Linked DNA regions of Mus musculus: region 1 is linked to region 2. The links are chromatin loops, found by intact Hi-C in ENCODE. Cell type or tissue: heart. All regions are shown on one strand. Links, peaks and the distances in the headings refer to the core of each region. The heading gives the core; the rest is flanking DNA.

The links. Peaks named below come from ENCODE experiments on the same cell type or tissue, not always from the same donor. Only the 100,000 strongest peaks of a DNase experiment are listed, where the experiment ranks them.
Region 1: it touches region 2 in a loop (4-fold over the local background); 3 of 42 quality-filtered maps call a loop at or near these places.

What each region holds. Positions count from the first base shown.
Region 1 is chr15:86,966,401-86,975,082 of GRCm38, forward strand. No RefSeq gene overlaps it. Among named protein-coding and RNA genes, the nearest start is that of Gm35284, 70 kb to the left of the region's middle. In heart, for the core only: no CTCF peak of the experiment used is centred there; a DNase peak (open chromatin) is centred at 5,251.
Region 2 is chr15:87,102,443-87,111,124 of GRCm38, forward strand. All of the region lies in intron 2 of A930027H12Rik (RIKEN cDNA A930027H12 gene), which reads left to right. Among named protein-coding and RNA genes, the nearest start is that of A930027H12Rik, 9.3 kb to the left of the region's middle. In heart, for the core only: no CTCF peak of the experiment used is centred there; a DNase peak (open chromatin) is centred at 5,479.

The DNA.
Region 1 (8,682 bases), core at 401-8,400, 140 kb before region 2:
GAATACATGTGCACACTTCTCCCTAGATTTTAGGAATCATTGTGGAAGAGAGGGTGGAAATATTGTAAGGGCCAAAGTCAGTGGATGACTATACAAATACAGTTTCCTAGGCATAGCAGGACAGTTCACATGTGAACTCATCAAAGCGATGACAACATGTACAAGACATGAATAATCTCAAGGCAGACAAAATTCCAGCAAGAAGATGGGAGGTGGGCAGCAAACCCCACCCATATCTGAGGACCTATGGGCAATTGATAGTTACTGGAAGAGGATCATTCAGTTTTCTTTAAGGTTGTGGCCCCTGGTATTCTGACAACAGGCTAGAGCAGGTCCCAGAGTATTTGGACAACACAAACTGGACCTAATGGGTTAAGATAAATGAGCACACAAACTTGGTGAGGAGGGAAACTGGCAGGTCTGAGAGGATTTGGGGGATCTTATGAAAATACAAAACTCCCAAAGAATTAATAAAAATATCATCAAGAAATAATTTGTAGAGTGGGCCCTGCACCTCATCTGAGCAGCACAGTTGAGCTGGCCCTGGGAGAGGGGCCACAGGTGAGCTGGTCCCAAGGGTGAGAGCACAAGAGGTGGCCCTACTACACCCTGCTGTGAGGTGGCTGTGTGGGCTGGGGAACGGGAGGACATGCCTCCTGCCTTCTCACCCCTTCTCACCTGAGGCAGTTGGAAGAGTTAACCACAGGTACATAGAGTGAATGAGCTGACCCTGTACCTCACTTGGGCAGCACAGCGATGCTGGCCCTGATGGCGAAAGCACGGGTTAGCCAACCCCGAGGATGGGAGAGAGGGAGGAGAGCAGGCCCAGTCCCTCCCAGACTGCAGCATTGGGGTGGGAGGGGATCTTGACTGGGTAGCACAGTGGAGCTGGCTCTACAGGAGTGGGTACTGGTGAGCCACCCCTGAAGGCATAAGAGCAGGGGAGCCCATCCTGCCTTCTGCCTATGGCAGCATTGGGTGGCCTAGTGGAACACTGCTAGAGAACTCAGGCTGGTGGAGAAGATGAGGGAAAGCCTATTGGCTGACCAGCTCAGCTAACCACCAGGCCAGATCCTGAACTCTGAATTGGACCAACTCCAAAATCTGCATCATCTCCTAATGGCTGGGACACATGAAATGGCCAGACCTGCTGATCCAAAGCTTCGAGATCTTCATGACACAGGGCATCAACAGGATAACTGAGAAGGGTCCCGGTGAAGATCCAATATTGATGGTGTCACAGAAGCTAGAGATCTTGAATCAGACCCATGGAGATGTGTGGAAAGAGGAAGACACTGTGGCGCACAATGTGGTACACTACAGCTTCTGAGGGGAGATGTTTTCTATGCTTTGGTTTTGTTTTCGTCGTTTGTTTGTGAGGTTGCAAGGGCAAAGGGCAGATATGAGGGGTGGAGGAGAGGAGGGGTGCATGATGTGAAACTCACAAAGAATCAATAAAAAGTTTTCTTTAAAGAAATTTTATATATATATATGTATATATATATACACACATATATATTACATATATATTATATATATACACACATATATGCATATATATCTATATATATCTATAGATATAGATATATAGATATACACACACACATGTTTCTTGGTGTGATCTGATGTCTGATGTCTGAGATACCTTTGAAAAGGTAGCACACACAGTGTGGAAACACTGAGCACAGACAACAGGGCTCTAGCAGGAGCTGGACATCGTCTTCCTGCTCGGCTCAGAGCACAATATAAGTCTCATCAGCTGCTCTCTTTCACATTCGTCTGTGTCATACTTTCTGAGTGCGGTTAACAGTAACTAAAATCGCAGGACATAGAACTTCAGATATGGAGAGACTGGGCTACATGTGCATTTGAAGGTGCCCACCTGTGTGTACAGAGGGCACACACGGCCACATGTGCACTTGCAGGTGTTGGCAGGACAGGACATGAAACTGTCGCAGTCTACTCTCATGTTGGGATAAACACCAGGACTAAAGTGAACTTGAGAAAGAAAGGGTTTGTTTGGCTTATAGCTATAAGCCATCATAAAGGGAAACTGAGGCAAGAACTGAAGCAGGACAGGGACCTAGAGGGAGGGACTGAAGCAGAGACAGTGGGGCAGTGCTGCTCCCTGGCTTGCTTCCCCTTGCTTCCTCAGCAACCTGTCTTAAATAGCCCAGACCCACCTGCCTAGGGATAATACCGCCCATAGTGGGATAGGACTTCCTACATCATTTGGCAATTGATGACCTTTGGTTTGTGTAAAGTTGACAGATGACGCCAAGTGTGACTCCACCCAAGAGTAGCATAGCTGGAGCGAGCAGACGGCAGAGTTCCAGCATGGTGGAAACCATCACAGAACTTGGCTTCCTGGGATTAGAAATGAGCAGGCCCTGTCATAGAGTCTGAATCGACCGGCTAGACTGGCTGCCAACAAGTCCTAGGTACCCTCCTATCTCAGCCTCTTCAGAGATGGGATTGTCGCCTGCTGCCACATTTGCCTTTCATGTGGCTTCCCAAGATCAGACTCAAGTCCTCGTGCCTGAGAAGTAGCGTCCTCTTTTCTCATGTCCCTTTCTAGTGCTTTAAACGAGACACTGGCACAGCGTCTGTCTGGAGAAGCTGGTGTTGACCTTAGGGCAGAGAGACAAGCGGAAGACATTTGCAACTTGTTTTAACAAATGAAAATGGAATCTGACTGGTTATCTTTTAATTTCAGGCAGCACATGGATTCTTCTTTTTAGTATAACAATTTTCCAAGTAATGTGTATGACGTATGCACTCTGAAAAAGTATTGGCTAGTCTGAAATTTAAAGTAAACTGGAGGCTGGGCCTACTGAGTCAGGGTTGGAACTCTAGCACCCTGGAAACAGGAAGATTGCTGCAAATCCCAGCCTGTCTGAGGTTAGTAGTGAGTTCCTGGACACCCTGCTACCAAGTCCCTGATAGAAAAAAAACAACCAAACATACAAACAAAATGAAAACCAACCAACAAAAACCTAAGAAAAGTCAAAAAGAAAAAAGAAAGACTGAGTGAGCCTTGGAAGGTTTAGTACTTAAAGGGCTTGCTAAATTTCATGAGAACCAGAGTTCAGATCCCGAGAACCCATATAAATTCTGGGTGGGTGTGGCTGTTTGAAGCGTGTAATTGTAGTTTTGGAATGTGGGACATAGGATCCCCCAAATAAGCTGCTTTGGGAGACTGAGCATGTTGGTGGCCTCCAGATTTGATTGAGAGAACCTGCCTCAAAGAATAAGGTAGATCACACACACACACACACACACACACACACACACACACACACACACACGGACAGACAGACAGACAGACACACACACACACACTCACACTTACATGGAGGGACTTGCTTACATGCAAACATACATAAATATGTATAAGCAGCACATACATATATACAAGAAGGAGAGAGAAAAAGCTTGGACTAGGGAGTCAGAATTTTATCTGGCAATTTGACTAAGAGCGAAGCAGGCATTTATTGTTGTTTTAGGACCCTGAGCTTTAACATTTGGACAGTGTGTCTGAGTCACACGGAACAAACTAGCAGCAAGCTCTTCACTGATCATACTCTCCTGCCTCTAACCTTTATAGGACTTGTGAACTATCTACCTCATGCCCCAGTCAATTTCCAGACTGGAGACCTCCCTGCTGAGTGTAGAAACCTCACTCAGCTGTAGAGCTGGAGAGTCTCAGCTGCAACTTGAGCTTCGGTCTGCCAAGGCCTCCTTCTGAGACCTTGGGGACAGGCCTGCATGCTGAGCAAAACCTGCCTGTTTGCTCCAGTTGTTCTGACTAATTTAATGACAGAAATGGGGCTGATTAATCCCAGATACTCTGCTGGCATTTAATCTCACTGAATGTTAGACAACAATCTCATTATGTGTTTATGTCTTCAACATGATAGGCAAGGAATGAAATCAAGCCATAAAATCAATTATTTCTGCAGAAATTGTCATAGAAGACAAAACATCATCAGGAGACAAAAGCAGTTATGATTAGGGTTTAATTTACCCTGTGCTGGTTGTGAGCCATGCGTGATGCCCCACAAGGCTCACCCAGGCATGCTATTGCAAGTCCTGCTGCTGGTTACAAATGGGGCCTTGAGAAAAGCATTTCCTCTGTTCTCCCCTCTCTCCTTCTTGATGTGTGGCTTCTTCCTTCTCTTTCTTAACTTCTGAATCTATGTAAAAGTTGGTAGTAGTGTTAGAAGATGGCCCAATCAGTAAAGTCCTTTCTTTGCATGTATGAAGATCTGAGTTTAATCCCTGGGCATCCAATAAAAAAAAAACAAAAACAAAAACAAAAACAAAACAGGTATGAAGGCATGTGCTTGTAAAGCCAATGATGGGGAGGTGGAGGAGACAAAAGGATCCCCAGGGCTTGCTAGCTGGCCAATCACCAAGTTCATGGTTCAGTGAGAGATCCTTTCTCAAAAAATGAAATGGAAATGACACAGGATACCAACCTCTGACCTATGTGCATACATGCATGTGTGCATGTACTTTCTCATACACACACTATACATACATACATACATACATACACACACAGACATGCACACTACATACACAGCAGACATACATACCACACAAATACATACATGCACACATACATGGACATGCATACCACGCACACATACATGGATTTGCATACCCCCACACACACATGGACGTGCACACTACATACACATATATACACACACCGCATACACACATATACACACACACACATGGACACACATACCACATACATGCATCAAACACACATACACACACACACACACACACACACACACACACGCACGCACACATGCATGCACGCAAGAGAACTGGCAATAGGTAAAACTGGGTTTGGAGAATTATAGAATTAAATTACAGAAGGACCACTTCTTGCTCATTGCCTCATCTCCCTCAGTCAAGGGCCACATATAAACTGAGATATACATAGCATAAATCATGTATCTTTGTGACACCAGGAAGCAGAAGGAAAGAAACCAACTAGAAGTTGGAAGGCAGGTCACATACCTAAACTCTGCTACGTTTCACCTTAGGATGTTTTCTGATAAAGCCTTGGTTCCTTCATTTGAAAAGCATGGGCACAGTGAGAGGTGACTTCTCATGCCTGGTGTGACCTTCCCTCAGAAAGAATGCTGATACTGGGCTTATCTTCTTTTGCATGGCACTCAGGCCATCTGCCAGCAGCACATTGTGGGTGTTTGTCATTTGAACAACCCATTGGCTCAGAGGCAATCACCCGGAGGAGTTGCAGCACAAAGACAGATAGGCCAGGAATGACCCATGCCTGATCACAAGGGGACAGATGAGCAAGGATCCATCAGGCAAATGGCACCAACACCTGCTTGCTCATTGCACTGCTAGATTAAAAACATAATTTCCCTGATGTCTCTAACCCTGATGTATGAGATACTTCTGGAGACAGTAAAGAACTGAGAGGACCTAGGGGCACATTTGTGACCTCCATCATTGGACTGGTGACAGTGAGGATACTTTTGTTGTTTACTTCTGTAATTCAAAACCCAAGTACAAGTGTTTAAAATGCAGTGACTTTCAGTCACCTGTTCAGCTGTCTATACCCGTCTGTGCTTGCAGGTGTGAATGAGAGACCATTGTGTTGGGTATAAAACATGGCTGCTAAAAGAGTGAGAGCTCTGCTGATTTAGATGTGCCCACTGGCTGAGAAAACCATGTCAGAAGCCTCCTTACATGCTTATTAGGTATATAGTTATTTTTATGTTGCTGCGATTAAATACTTTGACAAACAACAACTTATTGAAGGAAGGATTTGTGTTGGGTTTTAGTTCTAGGGGGTAGAGTCAATCATGGCAGTGAAAGCAGAGTGATCATATTTTATCACATAAGAAACAGAGAAGACAGAGTGAGAGGCAGAGGCAGATCAAACAGGAAGTGGGGCGAGGCTATAAACTCTTGAAGCCCACTACCCAGTGATGTACCTCCTCTACCCAAAGATTCCATTAATCTCTCCAAACAGCACCACCAACTGTGGACCAAGTATTCAAATACATGAGCCTGTAGGGAGCATTTCTCATTCAAATCACCATAGTCCCATTTGCCCGGCAAAGATCATTCAATTCTATTACCAGAGAAGCAACTGAAGCATTGGGAAGTAATGTGACTTTGAAATCACACAGTTAGGAATGGAAGGCCCTGAGGCTGGTCCAAGATTAGAGACGGAAGGTGGAGAGATCCCTCCCTCTCTTAGTTCTGCTGTATAGGGTCATGAGGCTCGCCACTTTGCTTTCATTAGGTCTGGTGATGGAGGAGAAAGGAGGGGCCTCAGAGCTAATCCTATTGTCCCAGACTAAGGTTTGTTCCAGTCATGAGAAAACCAGGAAAAGAAAGAAAGGAATCAGTAGAACATGTCAGACTCTGACAGGGCTATGGGCTTTACCTGGGAACGTGACATTAAGGTGTGTGTGTGTGTGTGTGTGTGCCAGGCTTCACCTCTCTATCTCTCATCTGAGGCTCTTGTTCGATCTTGAGAACAAGACAAAAAAGACAACTTGAAGTGCTTGAAGCAGCTGGTAAAGATTTGGGAGTTTGCAAGTGTTCCAAAAGTCATGATCTTCCTAAGAATGGCATGCCTCACCTTGTGATCATCACCTACACATAGTGGCTCCATTTTTAAAGCAGCTAATAGCCAGGCATAACATTTATTTTCTGGGTCAATTCTGAATTTGGCTTGCTGCACTCAAGACATTTAGGGTGTGTATTGAAGGCTGTGACCCTCACTTGCTGAGGTTGTGGAGAGCCAACACCATTTGTGGGAGCTATGGAGCCACAAATGAGCAGAAAGCTCAGTTGGTGTGATGGTTAATCTCAATTGTCAACATGAGGAAACAATTGCTTGGGAGATGGCCCCCGGCAATACCTGAAGAAGTTGCCTTGATTAGGTCAATGGATGTGTAATTGACCTCCCACAGTGGGCAGCATCATTCCCTAGGCTGAGATCCTGGACTGTTATAAAAAAGAGATAGTGAGCTGCATCCATTTCTCTCTGCTTCTTGATTGCAGCTGCAATGGGACCAGCTACCTCTATCAATTCCTGCTGTGACTTCCCAGCCACAGTGGACTGTAACCATGAACCATGACCCTTCGGATGCTTTTGTCAGGAGATTTTATCACACTGACAGAAAACATAAACAGTACAGATGGGATAGCCTGGGAAGCTAAGTCAATGCTCATAGCCTCACCTCTGCTGGACTGGGTGACATTTCTACTGAGTTCCCAAGGCAAGAATGAAGCTTTTAGGGGTGTGTGAAAATTCAAGCACACACATAGACATGTGCATTGTATGAATATGGTTCAGAGGTGCTCTATGAAGATAAGAAGGCAGAGATGTAGCTGATTGGGGGCCACGAGAAATGGCCTCAGAAACAGGACATCACAGATGCATGGGGACCTGTGATGGCTTCCCTAGAGGCACAAAGAAAAGCCTCCACCGTGGAGCTTTTAGGCTGAAAATGCAGAGCATATGGAGCTGCATCATTTATTTATGACCTCATTTGTGTATTTTAACATTTATTGAGTACCTACTGTTTGTCAGGGACCATGCTGCAGCCACTGGAGAAAGAAAAATAAGGAAGTCTATTAGGAAAAAAGTAGTGAGGATCATTAGCTCACAATTATCATTACAGTGACAGAGAGGCTCATACAGCACGCTCTGGTAAACGGGAGGGAGAGACTCAATCCAGAAAGGAAAGCAAGCACAGGAGCAAACCCAAGGCTCTTTAGGGAAGAGGTGTGGCTCACTCCCAGTTCTCACTGGGTGGCCAGGTGACTAATCAAACAATGTAGAGCAGTCCTTCTAGGTCTCTGTTTCTATGTCTGAATAGTGGGGTAGTAACACCATACCTGTTGGCAGGGACCCTAGGAATGGTGTGATGTGATGTATATGAGATTCACTAACAGTCAATTTTTGCTCTCAACAACAACAACGACACATATATACTCATATATACACATACACACAAACATGTACATATATACAAAGACTAAAATGGAAAAATGGAAGGAGGGAAGGAAGGAATGTGGGGTGATGGAAAAAGGGGAAAAAAAGCAAAAGGCAGGGGCTAGAGAAATGGCTCAGCAGTTAAGAGCGCTGGCTTCCCTTACAGAGGACATGGGTTTTATGTCTAGCACCCACATGATGACTCACAAACCTCTTTAACTCTAGTTTCATGGGATCTGATGTCCTCTTCTGACCTCCACATGCACTGTACACATGTGCTGCACAGACATAGATGTGGGCAAATATAATCATGCATATATAATTTTAAAATGGAAGAGATAAAAACAAACCTCCATTTAGATATCTGAGCAGATGCACAGGCAGTGGCCATTTCAATGGATGTGTCTATCAAAGCTCAGAATTGGTAAATTTTTTTGACACACATAATTTCTAATGTTTAATGACGCCTTGATAAAGCTGAAAATGAAGTGAAATAAGATGAGGCTGTTTTGCTGGATTATGCTAAAGGATGTAGGCAAGAGCTCACACTCCCTTGAAATAACTCTGGGCACCTGATGTTACTGCATCCATCAGCAGATATCAAATCTAGGCCCCCAGAAGTAGCAACCCTAACAGGAGGAGCTCTTGAGGGTCGTTGCTTCACATACTTTGGGAGG
Region 2 (8,682 bases), core at 534-8,533:
TTCATGACACAGAGCCATGACTGCTTTCAAAAACTGGAACTTATCTATGGGGTAACAGAATTTTCAGGCACTTCTTTCCCCTTTAACTGGGAATATTCACAAGGCAAAGAAGGTCAGCAGCTGCTTCCCGTACTTCCATGTGAGTGTGATGCTTCTGTTGGTGAGGGATGATGCCAGGCGGCTGCTGGCAGCTCTCATCAGATGACATAGAAACATCTGTTCCCGTAACCGCCCTCCCCACAGACACACTGCAAGGAAACAGCATCTCCTCTAGCAATGTAAGTGCAGACCCACTTCGGTAGCCTCGGTTGGAATTTGAGTATTTTCTGAGTCCCTCAAGCTAAACACTGGAGTCGAGAGTTACCAGTGACCTGTGGTCAGGAAGTAGTGCTAGAGATTCTATGGTTGTGGTGCCTTTCCAAGCCAAGTGTAATTTTCCCAAAGTGTCTGGTCTGATGGTAGTGACAGGCAAATGCCTCTAGGCTAATGTCAGGGCTGGGCTCTGAATATGTCCCTCTATCTAGTGCTGAGGCAGTGAGAGTAAGACTCATGGGAGTCCGAAATGAAGAGGTGTTCTAAATTCTTGGGAAAAGTGTTTTCTTTTTATGTGTGGTGTAGGGGGTGGCTGGTGCGCCTGCCACTGAGGTGCAGATGAGCATTGACATTGGAACTGCCTCAAGACCTTGTGAGAGTTCTTACGATCCTGACCTCTGAATATGGTGCCACAGGATCCCAATATCTGTGCTGACCTTCGCTGCATCTAGCACCAAGCCTTACCCCCCTTATCCTCATTGCTCTTTCTCCTTGTCGGCCTGGCCTTGACGTTGCATATGACAAGATATGACAGCTGGCATCCTCTCAACCACTAATAAGACACGGTGAATGAGTTACTGTTTCCTGCCCACTTGTGTTGGTCATCTGTCTGAGACTATGACAAAATATCCAGGACTAGTCTCAGAGAAGCAGAATCCAGTTTGGCCCGTGGCTCAGAGATACCCAACCGGGGTGTTATGGATCCCCTGTTTCTGGGCTGTGGTAAAGCAGAGCATCAAGGCTTGCAGCCTATGGAGAGGTGCAGATGAGCACTTCATGATCTCCATGGAGTAAAGAAAGGAATGGGATCCTTGCCAGAGGAAGTGACATAACTGGAGGCAGGCTCTTGGAGTAGATAACCTTACTCCACTTCCGGCTTCCTTTCTGCATGTAGTCTTGGATGTGATCTCTCAGCATCCTTCTCTGGTTGCCTGTTGCTATACTTCCTACTCCCATGATAGATCCTTCCCCCTGGAGATGTGAGTTAAATGAACTCTCTTCTGAAAATTGTTTTTGGTCATGGTGTGTATCAAAGGAACAGGAAGTAACTAAGGCATTGGAAATCTGCAAACTTCCACATCTTCCTTTAAAAGCTGGAGGCCCAAAACAATGTGCTTGAGGTGGCTACAGCTCTTGGCACGTATTCTCACAGCTCTGCCACCTCCAACGTCTTGGAGATGTCACTGTAATTTGCACTTCCCTAGTGACACTCAATGGGACTCATGCGGTGACTTTAGTGCTGCTACATTTTTCTTGGCTTCAGTGGCTCTCTGAGACTACAGAGGAAGAATCTACATCCCCGAACCATTGTGTTTGTGTCTCCAAAGCTAGTACCACGTAGACAACCCTGACAAAGCTCTGCTGCCAACTTATGCTGCACCTTGGATGCCTTGCAAGGCATTAGTAGTAGGATCTGTTGTTTGTTGTTGTTTCCGTGAAGCAGAAAAGTCCTTCGTCCTTTTTATTTCACAGGTTGGAAGCTTAGCTGGTTGGGAGTCTTGCTTGGAGGTCAACCTTCCTTTTGTTCCAGTGCAGAGCAACAAGTGTCTCCTAATCTCCTTAACCATTACAGCCTCTCTTTCAGACCATGCCTTGACTCTAACATTAAGTTTCCAGGTGCTCTTTTTCTCTCTAAACTGTATGTTTTGTAGGCTTTTCCCCCACATTTGTTCATTTTCATTGTGAATCTATATAAGCCCTGCAAATCAATACTCCACAGGCTCAATGTTATGCCAACCAAATTAGTTCTTTATTTTAAAGTTCCACCTCATGTAAATTCTCAGGGCAAAGAGAGAAAATAGCCAGATTCTTTCCCAAACGATTGCATGAATGGCCTATACCCCATCTATAGAGACCTTGTTCTCTAAAAACTCTTGGGCTGGGATTCTACTATCTACATTACTCGCAGTGGTACTGCCTTCCAGGCTCCTAATAGGTTGGCCCTCTAAGCTATGCTTACAGGATACAACTTTTATTATAGTCCAAAGTTTAAAAAGCTTTCACATACCTCCCATGTCAAACTTACTCAGGATCCTTACAGCTGCACCCCACTTCTGATACCAATTTCTATACCAGTTACTTTTGTTGCTGTGATCAACTTTCATGTCCTAAAGCAACCTAGAGAAAGAATAATTTATCTGGGCTGATGGTAGGAGAGTCTATAATGGTGGGGGAGGCACAGCAGCAAGTAACGGAGAAGGAGGCTGAGAGATCACATCTCAACCACACACAGAAAACACAGAGAGTGAACTTGAATTGGAACAAGACTACAAACTGTTGAAGCCCACCCATGCTAACCTCCCTCTTTCAGCATGGATCGACCCTGCAAAGGTTCCATACCTTCCTGAACAGCGCCACCAACTGGGTACCAAGTGTTCAAATACACAAGTCTCTATGGGGCATGTCTCATTCAAGCCACCACACTACATCAGGAAAAAACAAAACAAAACAAAACATTGCTTTCAGAGTCCTAGATTAATGAATGAAGCAGTCCTGTCACTGTCTGCTCAGCAAGGTTGGCTCCAGGAAAAGAGAACACACATTTCTTTTATTCAGCGCTTTCAACAAAAATGTGTAATTCAAGAAAAAAAAAAGTGTTAAACAGCCAAACTGCAAGTGCACAAACTCTTTCCAGAACGTACTTAATGGCAACTATTAAACATACAAATGAGAAAGCTGATTTATCCTTTCTCCGTAGAGCGGTGCTGGGTTCTGGCAGGCTTGGGCTGCAGTCAGTAGTAGCTGGAGATACACAGACTCTGACCTACATTTCTTTGCTGGTTTGGGTGATTAAGATCACAAATGAAATCACTGTTAATTGACTCTATAAATTTTACATATGAAAAGAAGCACTTTTTTTTTTAAATGAGTGCAACTTCATAATTTAAGCTGTGTTTTTTAATAGTGGTTTGGAAATTAAAATGCAAACAAACACGGTTGTTTCAAAGCTGTACCTCAACCAAGTAGAAGAATCTGGTCTGGGCTCTGTTTGTGTTTGGGGTGGGAGGTAGCTCATTGGACAAGCCACATGATGCAGGTACTTGCAGAACCTCTCAGCTCAGCTGGACATGATCCTGAGTCCTGGAGGGTCTCAGCCCTACCCCTGTGCTATGTCCCTTTTTCTATCACATGGATCTGTCGCCCATCTTTCAGAAGACAAATGATTTGCTAAGCCCCAAATCCTCACCTGAAATCTGTGACAAGATCACCCAATACTCCTGTCTACTTCCAAGTCTCTCCTGGATGTCAAAATGTTGACTTCGTCCCTGCTAAAATGTAGCTCCAGAAAAAAATCACATCTTTTCAAATTTTGTGCAATTCCTGTCATTTAGAGCATATGTTCGTGCATAATGATGTTCCTAAGTGAAGTGACATTTCAGAGTAATGAGGCTTCGCTGACAACGTGTGAGAGATGTGACAAGCTTTCTGTAACACGGAAAAGGAGCCTAGACAACCCAAAATCCACCACGAGAGCCATCCAGCTGTGTCTGTGGCTTGGCCTTTCAACCTGCAAGGGATGCCGCAGAATAGAGGCAGAGCGTGTTTGGAACTAGTATGTAGCCTAACACATGCCTGCCCCCAACAATTTCTGCTGGCTTGGATGATGAAGAAGACTGTGATGGACCAATCCCATGGGAATGCAGGGAAGGGAGGGCTTAGAATATTGCGGCTATAGGATGAAGCCAGATCCTCCCTGGTACAGAGTTGGACTGCATGGAGCCTCCACTCGCCAGTGCTAGCCAGTGTTGTTCCCCCAATCATCTCTCACCCCCCCACACACTGGTCATCTTTTCCAAGAGGACAATGGCAGTCACCTCCCAGGAATGAACTGAGAAACCTCAGAAGAGACTCCCAGTGGCTGACTGTGAGAGGGCTGCTGTGTTACAAAGATAATCTACAAGGTAGAGGTATTCAGAGGTGGGACTCTAAAACGTCCTTCAGATCATGATGGTCCTACCCTGGTGGGGAGACTAAAACCATCATCTCAGGAGTAGATTGTCGTTAAAAAGAAAACTCTGCACCTTCTGTCTCTTTATCTCTCCTCTCCCTGGACTGATCAGTCTGCTCTTAAAGCTCTATTGTGTGAGAATATTTTCTGGGGTGATGAACACAACTCTACTCACACCAGATGAAGAACATGAAACAGACAAAAGTAAGGATTATGCCAAAGTTCAACTCTGTGAACCAATGAGTTCACTGAGGTTATTTTCAGGGGTATGCATAAAGGGTCACTTACAAGATTATGAATTACTCGAAGGTCACTGTATCGAGGAAAAGCCTACCTCGGCCTGAATGACAACTTATAAAAGTTGTATCCATAGAGATAGTTTTCCATATGACTACAGACAGCTGGTCAGGTTCAAGAATCTTCTCTTCTCCCTAGACCTTACTGCTTATATGATTAGGGAAGACATATAGCCAGAATACCTGGTCAGTTTCAGGAACTTCCTGGGAGTTGTGAGTTGTTGACTGCCTGCATCTTAATGAGCCTCTCCTTAGAGCTTCCTGGGTCTTAATAAGCCTCTCTCTAGGATGGAAGGTTTTAACCCAGAGGAAAATGCTATTTAACACATTTCAAGATGAGATGTCTCAATAAGGAGGATCTTTTCAGATGCCATGTCCTTGATTTTGTCCTGGTTCTAGCCCCACCCAAACCCCAGAGCTGTTAGGAACAAATCTGTATCATCCAGCCTCAAGCATTCTGACATGGCAACACAGAATGAACCAAGAATATCAGCTTTTGTTTTAAAAGGTGTCTTACTTTTAGCAAAATAGAAGGGTCTTTATGGAGAGGACTTGGGAAACAGGTCTTGTCTGCTCACCTCCATGGAGGAGGGATGCTTCTATGCTTGGACATGCTGGCACCAAAGAAATTGGACACAGGCCCATCTCAGACAGCACAAGGTTTGACTGCAATGCTGATCCTCCATCACACCTTGGCTCTTCCCAACCAGCTCACGACTGATGACACTACCCCATGAGAGCCAAGGGAGCACAACTAACCCCATTCTATCCTCTCTATGATATCTGAATAACCGAGTCTTGTCAGGGCAAAGGAGGTATCTAGACAAGAGCATTTCTGGCTCAGCCTCAACAGCATTAGACACTCTCTCTGCTGAGCACCAAAATAGCTGCCTCCAGGGACTGGAAGGTTACCACACTCAAGCCACGTGGGGGAACATCTGAGACACTATCAGCTCATTGCTCTGCCAGGTCCTGCATGTGATCCCTGGCAGACAAAATTTGTCTTAGCACGACCCTAGGGCAAGTGAGGTGGATGCATGCTGATGGAGAAGACAGGCAAAGGCTGATATATAAAATTTTAAGGCAGAGGCAAATGCATTGGAGTTCAGAGGGAGCTGCGGTGGAGAACACTGGAGTGGGAGCTGAACAGGGTGACTTTGGGCTTATTCTTCACTGATCCCAAAGGAGGTCTGATGGTTCTTTTGTCTAACACTCATTTGTTTAATTCTTGCCTCCTCTGAAAGCCTCCAAAAGCTACATTAATAATAGGTGATATTTATTTAGTACTCTGGGATGGCTCTGGGCTCAGAGGTTGACACAAATTATCTCATTTTATTCTAAGCCTATTTGAGGAAGTTTTGTTGTTTTGTTTTGTTTTTTTTTTTTTCTACACAATAAAGAAGCAAGAAGCTAGGCTTACTCACAAAAGCAGGAAGGAACTTCGTGGCTAGTGGGTAGGGTGCTCAGTGTGACCCACGCCTTTGGCCTTTTGCTGGAGCTCACCCATTATCCTTTTTCTCCAAAGGCAGGGTTATGGTTTGCTTTTTCCCTCCGGGAGTGTCTCTAGCTGAGAGTGCCAGCACCTGCCGGCTTCATGTTCAGTGAACAAAGGAAGAGAGGAAGGAATGGCCCAGATGACCCGATTCCCCATCCAGATTCCCCATCTGTCAGCGCGGTTGTTACTATAACAGGGACCCAGAGCTCATCAGAACAGGATTCAGCCCCATCACAGGCCATGGTGATGCATGATGACAGACACCCTGCTTCTCCCTGCATAGGGGAGGTGCAAGGGGTGACCTTGAGCTCAGACATTGAGCTTCAGTCATCGCCATCTGGGGTAAGCATTGGGGAGCAGTCTCTTGGTGTCACAGGGACAGAGCTCATGATGTCTTGGTGGCGCACAGGGCAGGATGATTCAGTTAAAGCTTGAGATGGTACCTTCCAAGCTGGCCTGCCTGAGGACCATCCTTTCCTGATGCTTAGAAAATAAGAGAGGGTAGAAGTGATAGCCATCAAGTACCCACCATGTCTTAGGCAATTTAATCTCTACTATACTCTGTGAATGTACAATATAATTGTATGAAGAAGGGGGTGAAACAGTCAAAGAGAGCCCGCCAGATTTGCAGAGTTCCTGGGTCCCTTTGTTAGGTGTAAAGATGGTCAGAAAGTCTGAGCTGCAGGGGCAGAAGGCACCTGGACTTGGAGGGGGAGATGGTGTTGTGGTCTGGCTCTGAGTGTTCACCAGTTCTTATTACCAGTTATCAGCTTCACACAAGTATACAGTACACTGTTCACCTCAGCCACAGCTCCCAAACCCTGGATCATCCAATAAAAGGGAACATATACCCAGGAAATCCTGACAAATGCAGCAACACACTCAGAAGATATGATGCTCAAAGGATACCATGGACCTGTGGTTACAGAGACATGCCTGTCCTGGAGACTCTGCGATGATTGATCCAGTACAGAGCTAACCCACACAATGCTCTTCTTTTAAAAGCCAAATGTGGGTCTGCTCTGTGGTACTGGGTCTGTTTTCAAGGTGCTGTCTCCCTGCTGGTGGTATGTATCCCTGCTTAATGTGTGCACTGTGCGTAGCATGTCTTACCACCTATGCAATAATACCCTTGCATCTGGCCCATGAGGACTTAGGAGGACCCAGGGCCTGTGACAGCTAGCTTTTGGTCAATTTGTCACAAACTAAGGTAATCTAGAGAGACGGAAACTTGACTGAGAAAACGCCTCTGTTTTTTAACCTGTCTGTGGGGATTTTCTTGATTAATGATTAATGTGAGAGGGTCCATCCCACTGTAGGTTGTGCTATCTCTGGGCAGGTGGCCCTGGGCTGTGTAAGAAGTAGCCTGAGAAAGCCACATGGTACAAGTCAATAAATAGTGCTCCTTGGAGGGTTCCGCTTCCGTTCGTGTCTCTGGGTTGGTTCTTGCCTTGAGTTCCTGCCCCAACTTCCCTTCACGAAGGGCTGTCATGCGAAATAAACTCTTTCTTCTTCAAGTTGATTTTAATCAGCGTTTTTCAAACAGCACCAGAAAGCAAACTAGGACAGGGCCTTACTACCACATGGCCAGCAAACAGTTTTCTTGTGCCCAGAGGGAGGGCTCTGTCACCTTGGACAGCAACACTGACTCTTCCAGGTCGCTGCTCTTACTTAGTGTCTGTAGCATCATTGCCTTCATCCCAGGTGGCCAACTACCTTAGAAAACTCCAGGCAAAGGGACAGGCTTCCTCTGTGTCTGCTCGCAGGGGAAGTGGAGGCTTCTGAGGATAGGTAGAGAAGGGAACATGCCAAGGGATTTATGCTGGCCTTTCCCCCAGGAGCCCCGGCTCTCACAAACCCCACCATTCCAGCTTTTATGTACTCATTACAGTGGTTTGGGAAACATTTCAAAATTAGACAGGCATTAGCTTAGCTTATAAAATTAAAAATAAACGGTAACAGCTTTAATGGTGTTGTATTAAATGCCAGGCCTAATAATACCTCACATTACTTTAATATTTTATGGCTTTAAACACACTTTTAAATAACTTTTCATCTTGTATGGTTTTTTGAGAACAACCCCATCTGGCGAGAGCAGGAGTTGCTGGCCCGTCTCACACGTGGGGTGGCTGGCAGACAGCAATGAAGGCTGATGCTCTGTTTCCCAGCTAAGGCCCTCATGTGGATCAGGGACAGGTTTGAGGTCTGATGGAGAAGCCAGATCCACTTAAGTGGGATCTTTTTATCCCATTATGTGTCCCTCAGATCACCTCTGACTTCCAGTCACATCTCTCAGGAAGACGGGAATTTCAGGGCCTCACTCTCTGCTTTTCCCACTGAACACGTTGGACAGAATCCCTGGTGACAGCTCAAGACCCGTCATTCTTGGTGTGACTGAGGCCACCGGAGGACAGGCTTTTGAACTACCCATACTGCTAACCACTCTGCCCCTAGATCTTTCTGGTGGAGTATCCTGGGGACAGTGGAAGGACATCATACAGAGTCACTGTGCAGCCAGCTGTTGTGGGGGTTCACTGGTGGCCACCACCCTCTTCTTTACATCTCCATCATATTATTTTTATAGTCTTTTCTTAAATTACATTGTATTTGTTTGTTTGTTTGTTTGTTTG